2 separate regions of the Mus musculus genome follow, and region 1 is linked to region 2. The links are chromatin loops, found by intact Hi-C in ENCODE. Cell type or tissue: heart. All regions are shown on one strand. Each heading gives the region's core, and the rest is flanking DNA. Links, peaks and the distances in the headings are about the cores only.

Evidence for each region. Hi-C counts contacts between places; a loop is a spot of excess contacts. Peaks named below come from ENCODE experiments on the same cell type or tissue, not always from the same donor. Only the 100,000 strongest peaks of a DNase experiment are listed, where the experiment ranks them.
Region 1: it touches region 2 in a loop (5-fold over the local background); 20 of 42 quality-filtered maps call a loop at or near these places.

Annotation. Positions count from the first base shown.
Region 1 is chr11:77,811,720-77,822,410 of GRCm38, reverse strand. It overlaps Myo18a (myosin XVIIIA), which reads right to left. Exons shown (of 41, transcript NM_001291213.1): 2 at 6,412-6,555; 3 at 4,705-4,792; 4 at 4,406-4,512; 5 at 4,133-4,309; 6 at 3,617-3,830; 7 at 3,358-3,500; 8 at 2,334-2,434; 9 at 1,550-1,613; 10 at 1,225-1,369. Among named protein-coding and RNA genes, the nearest start is that of Gm36875, 24 kb to the left of the region's middle. In heart, for the core only: a CTCF peak has its summit at 6,185 (motif pointing right); DNase peaks (open chromatin) are centred at 6,310 and 8,290; H3K27ac peaks cover 408 bases.
Region 2 is chr11:77,731,509-77,742,199 of GRCm38, reverse strand. No RefSeq gene overlaps it. Among named protein-coding and RNA genes, the nearest start is that of Cryba1, 12 kb to the right of the region's middle. In heart, for the core only: no CTCF peak of the experiment used is centred there; a DNase peak (open chromatin) is centred at 4,739.

The DNA.
Region 1 (10,691 bases), core at 1,411-9,410, 80 kb before region 2:
GCGCATGCACGTGCACGCAGCACACACACACACAAACACACACACACACACACACACACACACACACACCACAGGCACACACACACACACACACACACATACCCCACAGGCACATCAACACTCAGACAGCCTTCTACCTGCAGACACAACTGAGAAGGGTCAGAGAAACCTGGACCCGAGTCCTCAGAGAACAAGCACTTCTCTCCACACACTCACACCCTTCTGCCCAACAGTCTGAAGGCCACCTCTTTAACCCAAAGCTGGTCTCATAAAGACCACACACCCGGTCACTTGTTCCCGCATGCACCCACCCACAGCTGCTGCTGCTTCCCAGCTCCTGCTAAGCAGCCCTTTCTTGTCTCTAAGCAGACAGTGAGAGCAAGAGCCAGAAGTGCTGTCCAGAGCCAGCATCCCCTTTTGCAAGGCGGGAGGGGGAAATGGGTGAAGAGCTGCTATAATCCTGGCCTTTCCGTGAAGATTTTTCCCAAGAAGATTCAGATTGTACCATCCACAAGCATGGATCGATCCCAAGTGCTAAGTCCATCCATCGCCAGGTGCCTGCTGCCCCCTAGTGACCGCCACCCTGACGTGCAGGAGAAAGAGCAGCAACTACCAAACTACCAAAGATGGGGAAACTGGCCTCAGGAAGCCCCAGGTTCTAGATGCGAATGAGAAGGAAAATTGACGAGGGTGGGGTGGGGCTCTAGGAAGCCCCACAGCTCTCAGGCTCTTCTATCTTTGAATAGAGCTTCTCCTTAGACCAGTTCTCCATGCCATGAGAATGAGCCCAGTGCCCAGAAGCCCAGGGAAGCACCAAGACAAGACAGCCAAGCAGGGCCCTACATCCCAAGGTTAGTTACCGTCTTGCTCCTCAAGGGGCTCTATCAGGAAGGGAACGAGAAGGAGAGTCACTTGCCACTCTGGGGGAGTACCTTCCATCCCTCAACCCTACATCCAAGCCACCTACCCGCTCGCTCCTCACTCTGTCTTGAAAGCTAAGGCCAAGAAAGCCTCAAGCCATCATGGACAGAGAGATGTTTCTCTAGCCTGCTCTGTTGTAGAGTTCTGAGACAGCGTACAGGTCAAACCATGTGTGGGGGCGGGGGAAGGTTGTCTGGTGACAGCCGAATGTTAAGACTTAACGTGTGGGACAAGAACGAACAACAACACAAACAGGTAGGGACCTCCAAGGCATTCTGGGTAACAGGACAGGCTGCCCATTACCTTTGGTAGCTCCAGCAGCCCCCAGGTGGTAGATGGAAGCCAGGATGAGCCAGCAGGTCTTCTGTTCCTCGGGGGAGATGGCCAGCACCTTCATGGCAGCCTGGAGCTTACTGAACTGCTGTGCAGCCTTCTGCTTCTCCTCAGGCTGGAGGGCAGAGAACAGCGCTGGCTCTGAACCTCAGGAGGCTTCCTTTCCAGTGTCCCCCACACTGTTGCTCCCACTGGGAATGCAGGGCCAGGCTAGAGCCACCCCTGAGGAACCATCTGCCAGTGGAGGCTTCTAGCCCCAGAGACACCAACTCAGACCCCAGTGGCGGGCTCTCACCTTGGACAGTGGCACAATTCCAAACACATTGTTCTCTGCCAAGTGGTTCAGGTGGAGCTCTGTCCTAGGGGTACAAATGAGACATCAGCGTGAGGCTTGGTCCCTAGGCCGAGGCCGTATCCCTGTCAGGGATGACAACTAATCGTAGCTTTCAGACTGAGTTCTGTCTGCCCATCACCCCAGTCATCCAGCCAGGTCTGCCTCATTTCCTCACTGGATTGGATGCCTCCACAGGACATCGACCTCCCTAGAAGAAAGGGTGTAGTCAGAACCCCGGAGAGGGACAGGGAGCCTGCGTGAAGGACACATCTGTGCCTCTGCTGTATAGGGAGCTGAAGGGGGGCCCAGAGCCACCTGCTTGGCCTCGAGCAGGGAGCCAATCTGAAGGCATAAATGGAAGACCATGGTAGAAGTTATCCAAAGAGCGGCTGAGGGCCAGCTGGAGGTACTGGAGAAGGCCTGGCTTTCAGACCAACTCAGCTTACCGCAACTGCACAACCCTGCCTTCATCCTAGTGACCTTCTTTCCCAGACCTGGAGGCAACTGAACACTGAGGGGCCAGTTGTGTCCCTTTCATACGGCATGACCCCAAGATTTAAGACCAAGTAATTCCTAAATGGCAAGACCTGTGTCTCTATAATCTCATCATCCCTAGGGCCCAGCTTGGAGCCAGCGCACAACAGGTGACAGCCACAGGCACTGTGGGCCAGAAGCTGGCAAGACCCACAGTCCTAGTCAGTGGGCTGGAGCCCACAGCCCCATTAGAGACCCCATCCCATCTCACCTGAGGGTGGCATCCCCACAGGCCAGCAAGTAGTAGAAGACATTGAAAGTAGCCTCACTGGCTGGGCGCCGGGCCACACGCAGCTTCTCCAGGAGCATTGTCTGTGGCACAGGAGAGGTGAGGGAGAAGGGTCACATTCTTGCCACCCACGATCCTCCAAACCCAGAGAACCAACAGGCAGCCTATTCCCAGGGGCTCAACCACCTTCCACTTCACTAAGATCAGCAAAGGCAGAAACCGGAGCCAGGCAAAAGAAGAAAGTCCCAACTCCTGGTGGAGGTGGGCTCCACCATGCCCAGTGCCCCAGAGTCAGCCTTTCCAGGGTGATGGACACTTATGACAGAAACTTCATTTAGCAGATGGCAAGATGGCTTAGCAGATAAAAATGCTTGCCACCAAGCCTAACCTGGATTTAATCCCTAGGACCCACATGATGGAAGGAAATAACCAACTCCAGCAAGTTGCCCTCTGACCTCCATGCTGTAGCACGCTGGTGTATGTATACATACATATGTACACATAAATAAATGAATAGACATAATTTTTTTTTTTTTTTTTTGGTTTTTCGAGACAGGGTTTCTCTTTATAGCCCTGGCTGTCCTGGAACTCACTTTGTAAACCAGCTGGCCTCGAACTCAGAGATCTATCTGCCTCTGCCTCCCGAGTGCTGGGATTAAAGGCGTGCACCACCACGCCCGGCTTGACATAATTTTTAAAAAAGAACTTTCATTCAGTGTGAAGAGATCACTGTGCCTGGGCCTGACTTTATTATCAAGTGTGCAGCACTAGCCTGACATAAGTCCTAAGTGCCTGGGTCTCAGAAAGTGGGCAGAGCGGGGTGGGGTTCCCAGCAGTACAGTGGAGAGGGGGAAAGGAAATGGGCAGGAGACCTGGAGGGCAGAATGGGGACAGCCCTGGCCAACCCTGCCTGTGCTGTCATAGGATCCATTTCATCAGGCAGAATCCTGGAGAGGGTGACCCAGGGGTCCATCTTTGCTCTCTAGGCCTGGGCAATGCCCCTTACCTGGATGGAGGCCGAAGCCACCTGGCCAGCTTGGTCAAAGTCCAGGGAGAGGATCTGGGAGAAGCGGGTGGCACTGCCATTCATGATGGTGGGGCTGTTCCCAAAGGCTTCCAGGAGGGTGGACAGAGCCTGCCACTTCTCCACTGCAGAGCACAGAGCCAGAGGACATCAGGAAATCCAGGGGGAAAGAGGCGGCACCTCAGTGGTCTTCTGTCCCCACACCCCGGCCCCGGTCTGTTTTCCCTGCTGCCCGCCTCACCTGAGAACACCTTGGTCCCACTGGTACCCGCGATGGTAGCCAGATACTGCACCAGATGCTGAAAGCTGGTAGTCTTGCCACTGCCACTACTACCCAGAAGGACAATGGACTGGTCCTGACGACTCATCAACATCGCCCTATATGCAGTCTGGGCTACAGCGTAGATGTGGGGTGCCATGTCCTCCCGCCGACACCCCTTGAACATGTGCATCACCTAGAACAGGAGAGGCATAGGGGGAAGGGAGAGGCTCTCAGAGCTGGGTCCACCTGCTCTTACCTCTAGGACTTGCATGTTTCTGTAATGTCACTCTAGAGATGCCCAGGTATTTGGAGGGCCAGGCCATGCATGGAAATTCAGATATTTGTCAACTCTACTAAAGACTACAGGATATCCCTCTGTCCCCGCCCTTGGACTCTTCTGTCGAGGTCAACTATGAATTCAGTGGATACAAAAGAGGAAGGGTAGAGAACCGGAAAGGTAGGATAAGGCAGGTGGGTGGGGCCATAGGAGCACACCTTCTCTGAATACACAGCAGGAGCCCCTCGGGTGCTAAGGACAAGCAGGCTGGGGCCAGCATAGGTGTGTAGCAGGCTAGCCCCATAGCGCTGGCGCAGTGTATGCAGGACGCTAGACTCGTTGAGGTATACCAGTGAGGCCAGATCTTCTAGACGGTCACATGAAGGAGCATTAGCCTGGGAAGACAGACAATGAAGACACAGGTCCCGACTCCATCACAGGGGACAGGCCTGCCCTGCCTCTGTCCTCCCTTGACAGATGCTCCTTCCAACCTTCTCTATATCATCTTCATCCACATCCAGGATGGCTCCGTCATGGTCCAGCTTCACACGCGCCTTCCCCTCGGGTAGGCTGAGCTCCTCAGACTTGAGCTGGCTGGCTGCAGGACAGGGTTAGTTGGACCTGGGTCTGGGCAGCTCTACTGCTCTCCTTAGGCTTCTCATCCTGTTTCCTAGCCCACTGGCTCACCAGCCTCTCCTTGCTCACTACCAGGCCTTACCAGGGGCAGAGGCATTTCCTCATGCCAGTTCTGACTCAAGTCTCACCATCTATAACCAATGTTCAGACTCACCTAAGGAGAATCCATCTCTATGGACCAGCCACACCTTCTCCGTCTCATACCAGGCCTCTTCAGCGGCAATCTGCTCTTCCGTCTTGGCCTATTGGAGGGGGCGGGGGGACAAACAGACATTGCTTTAAAAGATCAGAGACAAGGATAGAAAAATGAGGATACAAAGGAGGAAAGGGCTTCGAGTTGAGCCACTGAGCAAGTGGAAAAGTCAGGTAGGAGACACGGGACATGGGCCACGGGCGTGTGAGAGGTTAGGAAAGGAGGGTAGGAAGCCAGGAACACTGAGGACAAAGACAGTGAGATTAGGGTTGTAACTTTGAGGGTTCAGGCACACAGGAACAGTGAGATCTGCATCCTGACTCGAGCCCTGAACTCTGGGCCACAGTCACAGGTTCTTTCATGCCAAAAAAAAAAAGGGCTCTTCCCCTAAGATGGGAGGAGCCATTTCCTGTATCCTAGAACTCTGCATTATGGAGTGATAAGAGGCCCTGGGCTCTAGCCTGAAGATGCTCTATGTGGCAAGGGCACAGTGCCCTTCTCCTCCAAGTCACAGTCCACAGAGGCCCCTTTGTTGACTTGGAAGATTGTAGCTGCACAAGCCTAGTGGGCATATTAGTGTCACATGAGGACACAGGGCAGCAGGGGCACATGGGACAGAGCTGACTGGTCAAAGACAGGGCGCACAGAAGTGGGTGTGAAAGGGCTGGGAGGTCAGAGGTCACCAATCAAAACAGGCATTCATAAGCACTGTCAGAGTGTCAGAGTGTCTCAGATCTGACACCGTCCAATAAGAACACTTGAACTAGGAAACAGTGGCACCAGAGGAACTGGGACCAAAATGGGGACCTAGATACCATGGTTATCGGGCTCCTCGGCTGCAAAATGTCAACAATGTCATGGCACCTTGAGGGAGGCTGGCCACCTAGACACAGACCAGCCCTCAGACTTACACTGGTTCCAACACTTTCCCCAGATGGCAACCCCCAGATTCTCACCCTTTCTCATGAGACCCCAAATGGAAGCAGAGACACCATCCTATGCTACTGACCCCTGGGTCAGGGATCAGAAAATGGCGAGAACACGTAAGCAGAAATATTGTATAACCTTCGTCACATCCCTTAGATTTGAAAAGGAGGGAGATCAATAGGTTGATCGTAAAAAAAGCTGTCAATGTTTATCTAAGTGAGAAAATTTTAAAATGCTGGGTTTCTGATCTTTTAATTTTTGAAGGATTGAGCAAGGAGTGACCCTGGCACTCAGGAGGCAGATGCAGGCTCTGAGTTCAAGGCCAGCCTGGTCTATATAGGGAGTTCTAGAAGAGCCTATAGAGAGAAACTCTGTCTCAAAAAAATAAATCTCCAGTGTTTTTGTCTTTTCCAAAGCACATGAACCAAGCGAAACTTTTGTCCTGAGTGAGCATGTTCTGTGACCATGTGTGAGTGACATCAGAGGGTCATGGCCTGCCTGAGAACAAGTTCCTCACACTGACCAGGAGGTGGAGACAGAGACCGTCTCATCTTCAGGCTGGGCAGAAAGGTCTTTGGGTGGTTTCCTTACCCAGTGTGAGCAGGGCAGCAACCCCTGGGCTCCAGGGGCTGAGAGGCAAAGCTGGGGCCACGAAGTTCCCCCAAGGGCCACAGCTGCATCACCTCAGCTCCCCTGGAGACCCCAGAACAAAGTGGGAACCTAGAGGGAAGGAGGCCTTACACTCCAGCAGGAGGCCCGAGCACAGACGCCAGCCCAGGTACAGGGTGGGGGTGGTGGGTTGTCACTGGAGAAAGCAGAGGGCTCCTGGGTGGGGCAGGAGCACCCTACCTGGCTGTAGGCAGGAGAGGCGGCCTCGGGGTCCAGCTGCCAGCAGCAAGCAAAGAAAGAAAGAGAAAAAGGTGAAGACAGGTAGAGAGACCACTACAGGTCCCCTCCAGAAGACAACCCAAGACGCATGAGCCAGCACTCTGTTCCTGATATAGATTGGAAGTCAGGAGCACTTGCCCAGGATTGGGCTGCTGGCTAGACAGGAGAGGTCAGACCGAGAAAGGAAAGGTTCTTGTTATCATCAGACCCTACAGAAGGAAGGATCTTGTGGGTCATTCCTTGTGGCACACAGGCATCCAACACTCTGTCTCCAGCCAGTCTGACCTAGACTGGATATTCAGTCTACCCTGGATTAGTCTTGCTCTCCCACACTCCTGGTAGGCCAGGCCATCTCACAACACCCAAGGCCTGTAGCCCCATCCTCCTGCCTTCCCCCTGCCCCCTAGGATACCATTTTCTCTATGGCTACCAGACAGACACAAACCCAGAGGTGCCACTCCCCATGCCAAAGGCTACATTTCAGAGCTAACACAAGGGAACTGACAGCCTAAATCTAAGTCACAGTATTCCAACCCCCATTGCACCGAGTTCTACACCTGGGCAGGCACAGTGACCCCACTGCAAGCAGAGGCCTCCCAGCTCCAACCCTAGCTACCTGTCAAGTGCCCAACCCTTGAGACAGACTTGACCTTTACACTACATTCTGGTTACTTAAAGCCCCCCAAAGCCTTGCTGGCAGAAATGGGAGCCAGGCAAGCCTTGGACATTGCTTGTTAGAAATGAGAAGGGTTAATATTCACAGGGGTCTAGACACGGGGCATCAAAATGTGAGACGCTGACTCCTGCCTTGTCAGATGCCAGGCCATCATACCAATGAGCATCCTCAAAGTAGGAGACGGGGGGGGGCTAGAGAAGGAGATGGGATCCCCAGCTATGAAGCGCCCCTGTGTGGTCACAGGGCCCTGGGCTGTCGGCAGTATCAATATTCCATAGAGTTCAGCTTTCCTTTCTTCAACCAAAGAGCCATTGTGAGGGCTCACAGATAGCCATGGAGTATCCTGCTATCACACACATGCACACGCACACGCACACACACACGCGAACACACTGTCCAGTCACCAGCTTTGGGAAGAATAGGGCCAGGGACTGGGAACCCTACACACAAGGGAGGTGGCATTACAGAAGCTGTGAAGATCCTCTCAAGTCGCTGGTGTGCCTCCTCTGCAGGACTCAACCGGACCTCGGGGTCAGCTCCTGTCTAAAGGTTAAGCCACTATTAGTTATGGCCTGGGGGGACAGTGGGGGCACCACATGCCAAGCTCTTAGCCCAGGAAGCCACTGGAACCCAGTGCAGAAGTGGAGCAGGGTCAGGGAGACAAGCCGAGTGCCAGTTTGAGTTTTGAAACTCTATGGTATGAAAAAGGAACAGGTAGGTACCTGTGAGAGACCTGGGATTACCTCTTCCTATGGCTCTAACTATTGTACCACCCCATTTACTCTTGTCCCAGGATGAACAAGAAATGAACTCCAGGTCAAGACATGTCTCAGCCCCCAACTCCACCCTAGTGCAAAAAGAAGGTACAGAGAGCTGGAAGGAGCCACAGCCCAGGGCAGGCACATGACACTCCCTGGCTACTTATAGGTTCCCCAAGGAACCGAAGTTCAGCTGCTACCCTGATCATCATGCCAGAAAGCCCCTGCCAACTCTTCCCTGTGAGATAGGAACACACTGCCCTGACAGAGCAGGACAGGAGGGTGGGGAAGGGTGGCACTTGGCATTCCTCCACATCCTGCAATACCCAAGAAGAATGGGGGCAAGGCAGCTTCCAGGAAAGACGGCTACCAAGAGGAAGCACACAGTGAGTGTCTAAGGTCCCTCAGGCTGTGCCCTGGCACCCACATTATTCCTCCCCTAACTACAAGAAAAAGTTAGGGAAAGCTGAGAAAAGCTCAGGGGGGCGGAGTGAAAGTTATTGTCACTCCCAACACACATCCTACGGGACCTCAGCAGAACACACGAGGTGGAGGAGCTTGAAAAGAACAAACTCTAACTCAAGACCAGACAGGGAGCCAACACCTGTGAGGCTAGGATAGTGCGGCTACAAAGGGGCTCCCTATGCCTACCTGGCACCCAGGCACAGGGCTTCCCAAGGAGGGTGGATGTTCAGGCCAGGCCTGAAGAAAGTGGCGATGGCACTAGTGACTGTCGGCAGCATGACTATTGGTCCTACCATCCTGGGTACCTGGTGTACCTGGTGCCAGGGAGCAAGCTTGGCGTTTGACCTGCATCTTGTCTAATCAGCACAGTCACCACTGGACGCAGGCATCACCCCTTGTTTGTAATTCAAAACTCTAAAGAGTCCCCCAAACAAAAGATTTTTCTCAATTATTCTGGTGGCAAAAGACACATTGATCTTTTATCGTCCTGATGTGAGACTATTCACGGGTTTGCCTTGGACACAATCACACAAGGTGGTTACAGGTGGCTACTTGTATGTATGCCATAAATCATTCCAAGATATAAAAATGACAAATTCCCAGTACTTTTTTTTTTTTTTTTTTTTTTTTTTTGGTTTTTCGAGGCAGGGTTTCTCTGTGTAGCCCTGGCTGTCCTGGAACTCACTTTGTAGACCAGGCTGGCCTCGAACTCAGAAATCGGCCTGCTTCTGCCTCCCAAGTGCTGGGATTAAAGGCGTGCGCCACCAGGCCCTGCTAAATTCCCAGTACTTAAGGCGTCACAAAAGGGACTAAGGACCTACATTACCTACATTATAACTCCCCACTTGACAACAGACAGGCCCTTGGTGATGAACCTTGCAGAAGTCTCCCAGAGGGTGTGGCTGAGGATGTGAGCCTGGATCACCTGACTTAAGATGCCTGTCTGCACCCTGAGCTCATCAGCTAAGACTCAGGTTTTCGGCTCTCATGGAAAGGCCTGTAGCATGCTGGTAAGCAGTTCCCACCTTAGCAAGCAGGCCAGAGTCCAGGCCATCGCTCACTCTGACACAAGGTTAATGAAAGTCATGCAGCCCATGCCATGGGTGGGCACATCACCCCGGGCCAGCTTTGATCATGCAAGGCTCCTTCAGGCTTGAGGAAGCCACTGTGAGGGTGCTAAGCCCTGCAGTAAGAGTAGTGAGGGGCCTAGGGGGTTAGTGGCACACTCTGGTACCTCCTGCTGCACGTCAGAGGCTGGTGACTTGGCCTGCTGTTTTCCAGAGGGGTTCAACTTCGGGCCAGCCAAGTTTGGGTCAGCCAGCTCTTGTGCTGGGGCTGGGGAGCACCGCTTATTTGGGGTCTCAGGCTTGGCTGGGGATCCTGCTTTCTTTGGGGAGTCCACCATGTCTGGAGAGCCTGATTTTCCAGTGGAGGCTGGCTCCTGGCTGGGGGCCTTCTCCCCTTTCCCAGGAGGCTGCTTGCCGCGGGACTTGTGGTCCTTGCCTCGGCCCCGAGACATCAGACTGCGCAGGCCTACAGAGAGCTCATCCTTGGCTGCCTCCTTCTTTGTTTCCGGCTTTGGTGGAGCAGGAGGAGGAGGAGGTGGTGGTGGGGGCTTGGGACTAGTGGCTGCCTTTTCTCCCTTCTTGCCTCTTGCTGGGTGCTCAGGGGACCTGGCTCCTCGGCCTGGAGGCTCCTTGGCAGTCCCAGGCTCCTCACCAGGCAGTACTTTGCTGACCACCTTCCTCACTGCATTCGCCACCCGCTTCCGGGACAGGCCTTGGGCCTCTTCATTTGGGCCCTCGGCTGAGGCAGCCCCTAGGCCGTTCATAGTGAGCGTGGGTTCGGGACTCTTGGCTGTCTGGGAAGTCTCTGAGGGTACCGGGCTGGTGGCAGGCTGAGGACTCCTAGGTGGAGCACTGCCGTCCTTAGAGCTGGCCTCTGGCTACAGTCACATAAATAAATGAGGTCATGAGTAGCAACCCCACAGCCCTACCCATGTCATGCACACAGGATGAAAGGGGGTGTGGCCTCGGGCCCCAAAACCTATCTTCCATTCGCCCACCAAACAACACACGGATCCAAAAGCTCCCTTCTCTCTCCCAGTACTCCTCTCTCCACCTTCTAGAGTCTAGACATCTAGACAGAACAACGGCATCGAAAACCTTGGCTTCTCTTTCTCATAGATCACCCTGCTGCTACCGCCAGAAGGTGTGAAGGGTACTGAAAACACT
Region 2 (10,691 bases), core at 1,449-9,448:
ACCACCCCAGCTTCTAGGCAGGTTCCAGGGGTTCAAGCCCAGGTCCTCACACTGTGCAGCAAGTGCTTTACGCACTGAGCCACCTCTTTAGTCCACATATTTGTTTTTGTTTTTAATATTTAGTTATTTATTTTCACTGGGCACATGGCACATGCCTTTAATCCCAGCACTTGGGAGGCAGATCTCTGTGAGTTTGAGGCCAGCCTGTTATACAGAATGAGTTCCAGAACAGCCAAGAGTACACAGAGAAACCCTGACTCAAAAAACAGAAACAAACAAACAAATGGTTTATGTATTTTCATTTTATATACATGGGTGGTTTGAGATGGAGAGATGGCTCGATGGTTAAGAGCACTTGCTGCGCTTCCAGAGAACCCAGGTTTGCTTCTCAGCGCCAACATGGAGGCTCACGACCAATGTAACGCCAGTTCCAAGGGATCCAAAGTCCTCTCACGACCATGGAGGCTCATGACATGGTGTACATACGTGTACATATATACACACAGGCAAAACACTATAAAATAAAAATAAAGGATGAAAATTATGTGTATGGCTGTTTTGCCTGCATGCATATGAAGGCTCTATGTGCATACAGTGCCCACAAAGATCAGACAGAGAGGGCATCAGATCTCCTGGAAGGAGTTACAGAAAGCTGTGAGCCACATCACCCAGATCCTTGACAAAACCTACAAGTATGCTTAACCACTGAACCATCCAATCCAACAACCAAACGCTAAGCAAGAGCATACCATTTAGATTGGACACTAAATAAGAGAAAAGAATGAACCTTGAACTGATTTACACCACTGGTTATCTTACCTGTCTCTCCTGTCCTACCTCACACACCCGTGTACACAGATGTTCTCCCAAGAGAAGTGCATTTGGCCCACATGACTGGAGGAATCAGCAGACACTGCAATGCCACAGGATGGTTTCCGTGTGCTCACAGCAACTCACCCAACATACCTCAGGCAGCAGCTGCCTCTCCAACACTCGCACCACCCTGCCCTCTGCTCCTCCAGCCCAGCACTCCTTGCTGGATCCTTGCTCGCACCTACTGTGATCAAAGACATCTTTGTCTATATCATCCTTGTCTTGGTCAACCCATACCATCATGGTTCTCTTAGCACCAAGCTCGGGGCTCCAGATAATATCTGAGCAGGTTCGTGTTATACAAATAGCCTTCAGTTGACGCTGTGGGCTGCTGGAGATTGGAGATGAGTGTAGAGTCCTGAGTCTGGTTAGAAGCCTGCTCCAGCCAGACCTCAGTTAATGGGTTGACTGAAATGGGATGAGAGCAGGAGCCAGATTGGCAGATGCTGACAAAGGTGGGAAGATGGAGAGAAGCAGGAGGTAGAGATAGCACCTGAGTTTCTGATCTGGAGAGCGGACTTAAGTGGGGTCACCATTTGCTGAGAGAAGAGATGGAGGAGGCTCAGGCAGATGATAATAAAAACCTCAGTGTGATCTCCGCTGAACTGCAAGGGGGTGGGTGGGGAAGCCAGAAGATAGCCAGTGCAAAGTCAAGGGATACAAAGACAGTGAAATGACAGTAGGTGCTCAGATGCACCCCACCTTGAGAGTTGATGGCTCCTCTGAAGTGAAGGCTCTGGGTTTTTCTTCAAAGCCTGTAAGTCTCTCTCCCTTTGCCAAGTCTGGAAGGAATCAGCCTCCAGGACAGGAACCAGGCTGGAAGGTGCCAGATGAGAATCTCCCCAGTGTCCTCAGTGTGTGCTGACAAGAAGGCGCTCCCCTTGCCTCCCAGTCTTCTGTTGTGTTGTAAATATGAGAGGATGGGCACCTCAGACCTTCCGGTTCTCTTCAACCCTTGTATTGCATTGTTATTATTCAAACTATGATTATGATTATATATATGTATGTGTATATGTATATATATATGTGTGTGTATATGTATATATATAAGTATATACATGTATATGTGTATATATATATATATATATATATATATATATGTATGTGTGTGTGTATATATATGGGTGTTTTTCTTTTTTTCTTTGTTTCTGTTTCTGTTTTTTTTTTTTTTTTGATTATTTGTTTTTTCAAGATAGGGTTTCTCTGTATAACCCTGGCTGTCCTGGAACTTGCTCTGTTGTGGAAAATATTAATTGGGAATTTCTACTCCTTTCTGCTTTTGATCATTCAGTTTCCAGATGAAAGACACAACACCTTTACATTTATAGTAAGCCTTAACAGCACTAGAGCTGAGCAGATACCAGCCCTCTAAGCTATTTTGTCTACTTCCCTGTCAATAAAGCCCAGATGTGACTTGCCATGTTCTGCCTGGGCTGTTCTTACAATGACTGGCCCACGGCCAGTTCTTCTGATCCCTTACTCCATGGTGTCTTCCTCTCTTCTCTCTCTCCTCTTCCTCCAGCCTCTGCCTCAGACCCTAATCCCTAGAAACCAGAGATCCACTACCTCTCTTCTGCCCAGCTATAGGCATCTTTATTCAACTAATAGTTTTAAATTAAGGAGCAGGGTTACATAGCATCACTTGGTACATGAGGATTTCCTTGTCCCTGAGGCAACCAGGTCTTGGGGACCAGTATTTAGCATTATGATACATGGCAACATACCAAACCTCAACACTGGAGATCAGGCAGGTCTCAAACTCAGAGATCTACCTGCCTCTGCCTCCCCCCCCCCCCCCCCCCCCCCCCCCCCCGACCTCAAGTCCTGGGGTTAAAGTGCATCGCCACTGCCTGTTTTTTGAGCATGCATGTTTGCATACCACTTCCATGCCTGAGTAGCCAGAAAGCCATCAGTTTTCCTGGATTGGAGTTATAGACGGTGTGAGCCAGAATGTGGTGCTGAGAACCCAGTCCGAGTTGTCTGGAAGAGCAGCCAGTGTGCTCATCTCTGAGCTGTCTCTCTAGCCCTATAATTATGATTTTGGCTAAGGTTAAATTATTTTAAATTAAATGCAGGGTACAAGACACTAATCCCATTCCCCTACCTTCTCCCCACCTCAAAAAAGAAAAGAGAAGAAAAAGTCTATCAGCAGAAGCAAGCTAATTGCTGGAGGACCCTGACAGGTGAGCCACATGCTAAATGTTTTGTTTGTTTGTTTGTTTGTTTGATTGGTTTGGGCTTTTTTGGGGAGGGGTGTTGCTTATTTGTTTGTTTTGTTTTGTTTTTTGAAGCTTGCTCTGTAGACTAGGCTGGCCTTGAACTTACAGAGATATACCTGCCTCTGCCTCCGGAGTGCTATGATTAACAGTGTGAGCAGGGACTACTGGGCCCCTTCTAAGCTCCTAAATCACTCCGTTTCTCTTTTCTCCATTCCCGGACCAGGTTCCTCGGTTACCCACTGCTCCAAAGGCCCTATTCAGGCCTCAAGGTCACCTCCTGCCATTCCAGTCATCTCTGTTGAAAAGGTATTTTGTTTTAAGTTATCTACATTTCTTTGGGCAGGTATGAGCACAGTGCAGATGCCTATGGAAATCAGAAGCGCTGGGTCCCTCTGGAGCTGGAGTTGCAGGTGGTTGCTGGGAACCAAACCTCCGTTCTCTGCTCTTAACTGCTAAGACAGATTGCCAGCCCTTCCTGCTATCTTCTTAAAAACCGGTTAGGGTCAGGCACTTGGGAGGCAGAGGTAGGGAAACTGCTACGTGTTCAATACCATCCTGGGCTACATAATGAGACCCTATTTCCTCCCTCAGAGAAATACAAAGAAAAGGAATGAAAATTAGCATTATACTTTCATTCTTTCTTTTTTTTTCCATTCCTTTTTTAAAAGATTTATTTGTTTACTTTATGCATGTGAGTACACAGTCTCTATCTTCAGACACACCAGAAAAGGGCATCGGACCCCCATTACAGATGGTTGTGAGCCACCATGTGGTTGCTGGGAATTGAACTCAGGACCCCTGGAAGAACAGCCAGTGCTCTTAACCGCTGAGCCATCTCTCCAGCCCTTTTTTTACATTCTTTATTTTTCTACTTCCCCTACTAGAAGAAACATTATTTATTTGGAGTTTTGTTTTGTTTGTTCATTTGTTTGTTTGTTGAAACAGTTTGTCTCTATGTAACCTGGCTGTCCTGAAACACAACAGATTAGGTTGGTCTTGAACTCATAGAGATCCTCTTGTCTTTGCCTCTCAAGTGCTGGGATTAAAGACATTTTCCACCCCACCCAGTTTACCCCTACCTCACCCTGCACTTTTAAAGTGTGGAAGAGAGAGAGAGAGAGAGAGAGAGAGAGAGAGAGAGAGAGAGAGAGAGAGAGAGAGAGAGGGAGAGAGAGAGAGAGAGAGAGAGAGAGAGAGAGAGAGAGATGCTTCCAGGGACTCTTTATGCAAATTGATTGCTTCACTGCTCACAGCAATTCTAAGAGCTAGATGTGTGTTTGTATCAGCCTAGAAGATAATAATGGATTGTAAATTAACTAAATTGATAGAGATTGATAGTTAACATGGTCAAAAACACTGTTGAGCCCAAGTAGTGTGAATACAGACAGTCCTAGCTGCAGGGCTGTTGGCATTGTTTAACACAAAATTCCCAAGTTCCATCCCCACAGAGTCTAACTAAGCCTGAGAGAACAAGCAGGGTCGATTTTTAACTGCACTTTCCATGGACCACGCTTTGAAAACTCTCATCTTTTCTTCTAGCAAAAGTCTTTCCTATGCCTCTGATCCCTCTTCCCCAAGGAGCTTGCTTTCCACTCTGGCTGGGAATGCTGATGCTCTGAAGCCTGACGTACGCCCCCTGGTGGTCAGAGACGAAAGATCAGGAGGATAGCCAGTAGGATCCCTGGTCAACAGGACAAATTACCAATATTCTAGAATTACATTCAGCCAGTGATCCCCTGCCAGCAGTAAGCCAATGTCACACACAATATACCTTACAGAAACAAGGCTTCATACGACAGATCCTCCAGGGTGGCTGTCCACCTGTTTTGTTTTTGTTTTTGTTTTTTTTTAATCTATAGATAGATTCATTCCAAGCTGCATGTGGGCAAACTGTTCTCTGGTCCAGTTATCTGTATCTTACAACATGGGGCTCTAGATTCTAGGACTTTACAGAAATGCAAAGATGAGACAAGTTCTCAAGTAGCCTAGGTTGATCTCCACCTCCAGGCTGGGATTACAAGCATGTAACACCTCTCCCCACAAGAGAAAGATTCTCATATATACCTCAGGCTAACATGGAGCTTAAGATCCTCCTGCCTCGGGATTACAGATGTGTGCCATTTTGCCTGGCCTCACATCAGTCTTAAATCATTTACCTTAAAAAGAAAAAGTGCCAAGCAGTGGTGGTGCATGCCTGTAATCTCAGCACTCCAGAGGCAGAGGTAAGCAGATCTCTGTGAGTTCCTGGTCTACGGAATGAGTTCCAGATCAGCCTGGTCTGCAGAGTGAGTTCTAGGGTAGCCAAGGCTACACAAAAAACCCTGTCTCAAGAAAGAAAGAAAGAGAAAGAAAGAAAGAAGGAAAGAAAGAAAGGAAGGAAGAAAGGAGGGAGGGAGGGAGGAAGGAAGGAAGGAAGGAAGGAAGGAAGGAAGGAAGGAAGGAAAGCTGGAGAGGCGGCTCAGTGGTTAAGAGCACTGGCTATTCTTCTAGAGATCCTGAGTTCAAATCCCAGCAACAACATGGTGACTCACAACTCTGTAATGGGATCTGATGCCTTCTTCTGGTGTGCAGGAAAACAGAACACTCATATATGTAAAATAAACAAATAAACCTTAAAAGAAAAAAAAAAAAAAGACCAGGGCTGGAGGTTAGGAGCACTGACTGCTCTTCTTAGAGGCCCTGAGTTCAATTCCCACCAACCACATGGTGGTTCACAACCATCTGTAATGGGAGCTGATGCCCTCTTCTGGTGTGTCTGAAGAGACCAACAGTATACTCACGTACATTAAATAAATAAATCTTTAGAAAAAAAACAACAACAATTTCAATGCAGTTGAGGAACAAGACATGTAGTAGTTCTGAGTCCTCTGTGACGTATGGACCTCAAAGTCATGTGTGAGTGCAAATGTGTCAGTATGGGTTAAAACTCTGTTCACAGTCTATAAAAAGTGAGTGTGCAGCTTACCCAGCTATTCCATTCCTGTGTATCTCACAAAAAGCTGTACATACCCCCTATGTGAACCTGAAACACAGAGGGTTTCTACCAATTCTGTGAATGACAGCTACAAAGTAAGGAAGTGCCCAAGTTAGCACTTCTCAACCCGTGGGTTGGTCCCTTTGGGGGTCAAAGGGCCCTTTTATGGGGGTTGCATCTCAGAGATGCTGCCTGTCAGACATTTACAACAGTAGCAAAATTACAGTTATGAAGTAGCAACAGAATATTCTGTGACTGTGGATCACAATAATAGGAGGAACTATTTTAAAGGGTCACAGCATTAGGAAGGCTGAGAACAGGTGGCAGCTCTGGAATAAGGCTTTTGTAGGCCACGGTACCATCCAGCAATGAGAGGATACAAAGCCCGGCTTCATACAACAACACGGCAGAGCTTGTACATACAGCTGTGAGAAAAATGAGTCCAGCACTGAAGAGTCAATATGCTTGTGACACGCAGGCAAAATACAAATAGCTAAAAGGAACCTACAGCGCCAGAATGGAATAGGAGCTGGCTTTCTGTGGTGAGACTGGAGGCTCCTGCAGAGGTCTCAGCAGGATGCTGGGTAAGCTCCCTGAGTTGATCTCAGTGTATTCCATAAAATCTTGTCTGATTATTCGTTCATAATTTGTGCAATTTTGTGCTTATATATTTTTAAAATAGGGTAGTTAAAATTTCTTGGTGGGGGCTGGTGAGATGGCTCAGTGGGTAAGAGCACCTGACTGCTCTTCCGAAGGTCAGGAGTTCAAATCCCAGCAACCACATGGTGGCTCACAACCATCTGTAACAAGATCTGACTCCCTCTTCTGGAGTGTCTGAAGACAGCTACAGTGTACTTACATATAATAAATAAATAAATCTTAAAAAAAAAATATATATATATATAAAAAAAAAAAATTTCTTGGTGGGAGGTGGTCATGGTGGTACACACCTGTAATCCCAAGAGGTAGGATACAGAGGCAGGAGAATCATGAGTTCAAGGTCAACTAGCTAAAGTAGGAGACCTTATCTCAAACAACTACCACCAAGCCAAACAAACAAAAAACTCCTCTAGGTAGGGCAATGCCCAGAACTGTCTTATCATCAGCTGAAGCCCAGAGTCCCTTCGGGTATCAGAATCAGAAATGTAATGCTCCTCTAGGGAGGTAAGATGTGACCTCAGACCAGGAGCTGGATCCAGATATCCTGCTCAAAGCCAGCCACAAAAGGATTGTCCTGAAGATAAGGCCGATTCCAGAAACACTGTCCTGCTGGGCTATGGAACAGAGCAGAAGAGCAAGGTGTCTGCCAGAGTCTGTGGGATGAATAGTCAGGGCTCTAGCATTGTGCCAATATCAGAGGTTTACCTGAGCACACACTAGACCTCCTGAGAATGCCTGGCTGAGAGGTTGGTCAGTCAAAGCTCTTCAGCGGCGATACGGAGAGGTCAAATGGTAAAATACAGAAGCCCAAAATAGACTTGCTGGGAATTTCCCAAAACCTAGAGATGAACATGACCTGACCCACTAAAGAAACAAATGAGAAAAGAACCCAATACCTTTGGATCCTGGTAGTTCATACCTGCGATTTCAGGACTCAGAATGCTGAGGCAGGGGGATTCCTGTGTGTCTGAAGCCAGCCTAAGCTCCCTGGTGAGATCTTCCCTCACATAAAGACACAAGTATCATGACAGGGTGAAACATGCAATGAATGAGAAAATTCATTACATGGCTTCTACAGCCAATAGGGCAAGCACAAAAGATGTTTCTGAGTGAAAATGAATTTAAAATAAATGCTGAGGACCAATGGTAGGATGTTTATTTAGACTTCCTTCATGAGTCTGCCTTAGCCTTTCACCTGTGTCCACTTCAGCAAAGTATAAGACCTGGGTTGATTCCTAGTACTTCAGAATAATAGAGGATGGATGGATAGAGAGATGAGTTAGACTGGTGCATGATAGATAGACAGGCCATTTAAAATGACCAAATTGCATATAGGAAGGAATTGTATAGTAATGAGATATCATGTAGGAATATGTGTGTAACTGCTTTTAATGATTAATGTTTTAAACCCCCTTCTAGGCCACCAGACATAGTGGTGGGGGGAAAGGTTCTTTGGAGCAAATCCCATCTGTGTTGACAAGAAATCAGCAGTTTAGTTCACAGGTCAGCAGAGGCAGTTCCTCCACTTGAAAACACTTCACGGATATAACAGCAGTCCAGTTCAGTAGTGTCAGGACAGCAGCAGTGGTGGCACGACCTAGCAGGAACAGTCAGGCTTCAGTTGAATCGGCATGAGTTAGCAGGAGGAACCAGGATCACCAAGAATGCCAAGAGAAGTTCTCAGCTGTGCCTCTTTCAGCCAATCAAAGATCAGTGAAGACTCGAGACCAACAAGAATTGCTCAGGTAGCTCTATAAGCAAGCCCTTCTCACGGCCGTTGAGTCCTATTTACACTCCCTCCAAACATCACATGTCCTCCCTGGGTCTTGCCTTAGCACTTGAGGCTGCATTAGCTGACATCACTCTGCCAATCAGCCTGAGTCTGCAGAACTAGCAAGAAACTGCAACATACCACCAGAAGGGGTTTTTTGGTGTGTGTTTCTCTCTAGGAAGTTCAGAATCCAGACAAATGGAGCTGAACTATGCAATGCAAGGTGGACCAATACATGTATGTCATTTACTTAGCGAAGAATCCTTTGTCATGTGTCCTTTTTCATGCTTGTTTTAGCAGAACATCCTTTCACCTGTGTCCACTTCAGCAAAATGTTCCTTTATGTGTCTGTTTTAGCAAAACATTCTTTCACTTCTGTCTGCTTTAGGAAAACACTCCTTCCCATGTTTGCCCATTCAAAACACCATCCAACACAACTGACTTTCCAAATAACACTAAGTTTGCACTTTATATGTGTTTGAAAAAGAACTACATATGGAACTGGGGAGATAGTCCAGTCAATAGAGCGCTTGCCTTGTGAACATGAGGACCTGAATTCAAATCCCTAACACACTCATTTCACAGGAACACACACAACCCATACATGGTTCAGAATGCAGGAATAGAGGCCAGGGTGTGACTCAAGAATAGAGTGCATAGCCAGGCATGGTGGCACAGGCCTTTAATCCCAGCACTTGGGAGGCAGAGACAGGCAGATTTCTGAGTTCAAGGCCAGCCTGGTCTACAGAGTGAGTTCCAGGACAGCCAGGGTGATTCAGAGGAACCCTGTCTTGAAAAAACAAACAAACAAACAAACAAACAAACAGAATAGAGTGCTTGTCTATCATGTTCCAGGTCCTGGGTCAACCACAGAGCTACACACACATACTCACACACACACACACACACACACACACACACACACACACAAGCAAGACTAGGGGTCAAGAAGCAGAGAATTACAAGTGGGAGATACAAAGTAATATTATGCATTGCAGTTAATGCATACTAAGGAATGTATACTTAGTAAGTATACTTAGACAAGCTAGGGCTACATTCTAGGACATTGTCTTAGTCAGGGTTTCTATTCCTGCACAAACATCATGACCAAGAAGCAAGTTGGGGAGGAAAGGGTTTATTTGGCTTACACTTCCATACTGCTGTTCATCACCAAGGAAGTCAGGACTGGAACTCAAGCAGGTCAGAAAGCAGGAGCTGATGCAGAAGCCATGGAGGGTTGTTCCTTACTGGCTTGCTTTACCTGGCTTGCTCAGCCTGCTCTCTTATAGAACCCAAGACTACCAGCCCAGAGATGGTCCCACCCACAAGGGGCCTTTCCCCCCTTGATCACTAATTGAGAAAATGCCTTACAGTTGGATCTCATGGAGGCATTTCCTCAACTGAAGCTCCTTTCTCTGTGATAACTCCAGCTGTGTCAAGTTGACACAAAACTAGCCAGTACAGCCATAAAAAAAAAAGTATTAAAATTGGTGGATTTCAAAGACAGAGATATGTGTGTGTAGAGGCGTGTATGTTCAAAGAAAGAAACTTTCTGATGTACCGTTACGTATCTGTAACTTTTGCTAATCTCTGCCTGTAAGGCATGGAGTGGGAATTTTAGGGGCTCCTAAGAAAGTTAATCCTTGATCTTTAGAAAACCACAGGATCCTCTCTGTCTCTCTGATTCTCTCTCTAGACACCCACACACACACAACACACACACAGCCTAAGTGGCTATGAACAAAGAAGCACACAGCTCAGTTGCTACTGGAAAACAGCGAGCCTTAGAATGAAGTCAGTAGAACAGGATAGAAAAAGCCTAAATCTCAGAAACATCATCACTGGAGGTCTAGAGCCCAAACTTACCCTCCTGTGTTAGCTTCTGTTAAAGGAGCTAAATAAGTTTCTCATTGTATAAGGTGCTGTGCACCTCTTATTGTGTAAGACACTACTATAATGGGGCTGGAGAAGGGAGGACACACAGAACTTTGGAGAAGGGAATTTGAAAGAATCAGCCGAATATTGGGTACAGAGGTGAGAAAAAGTGATACAGGATTGGTTCCTGGCAAGATATGGCCGTCTGTGCCATCTATGCCACCCACCCAGCACTTGGGAAGTGGAGACAAGACTGTAACTTTAACTTTTTTCAAACACCTATTTCTAAGGATGGTTCTTAGATGTTTTAACCTTCCTT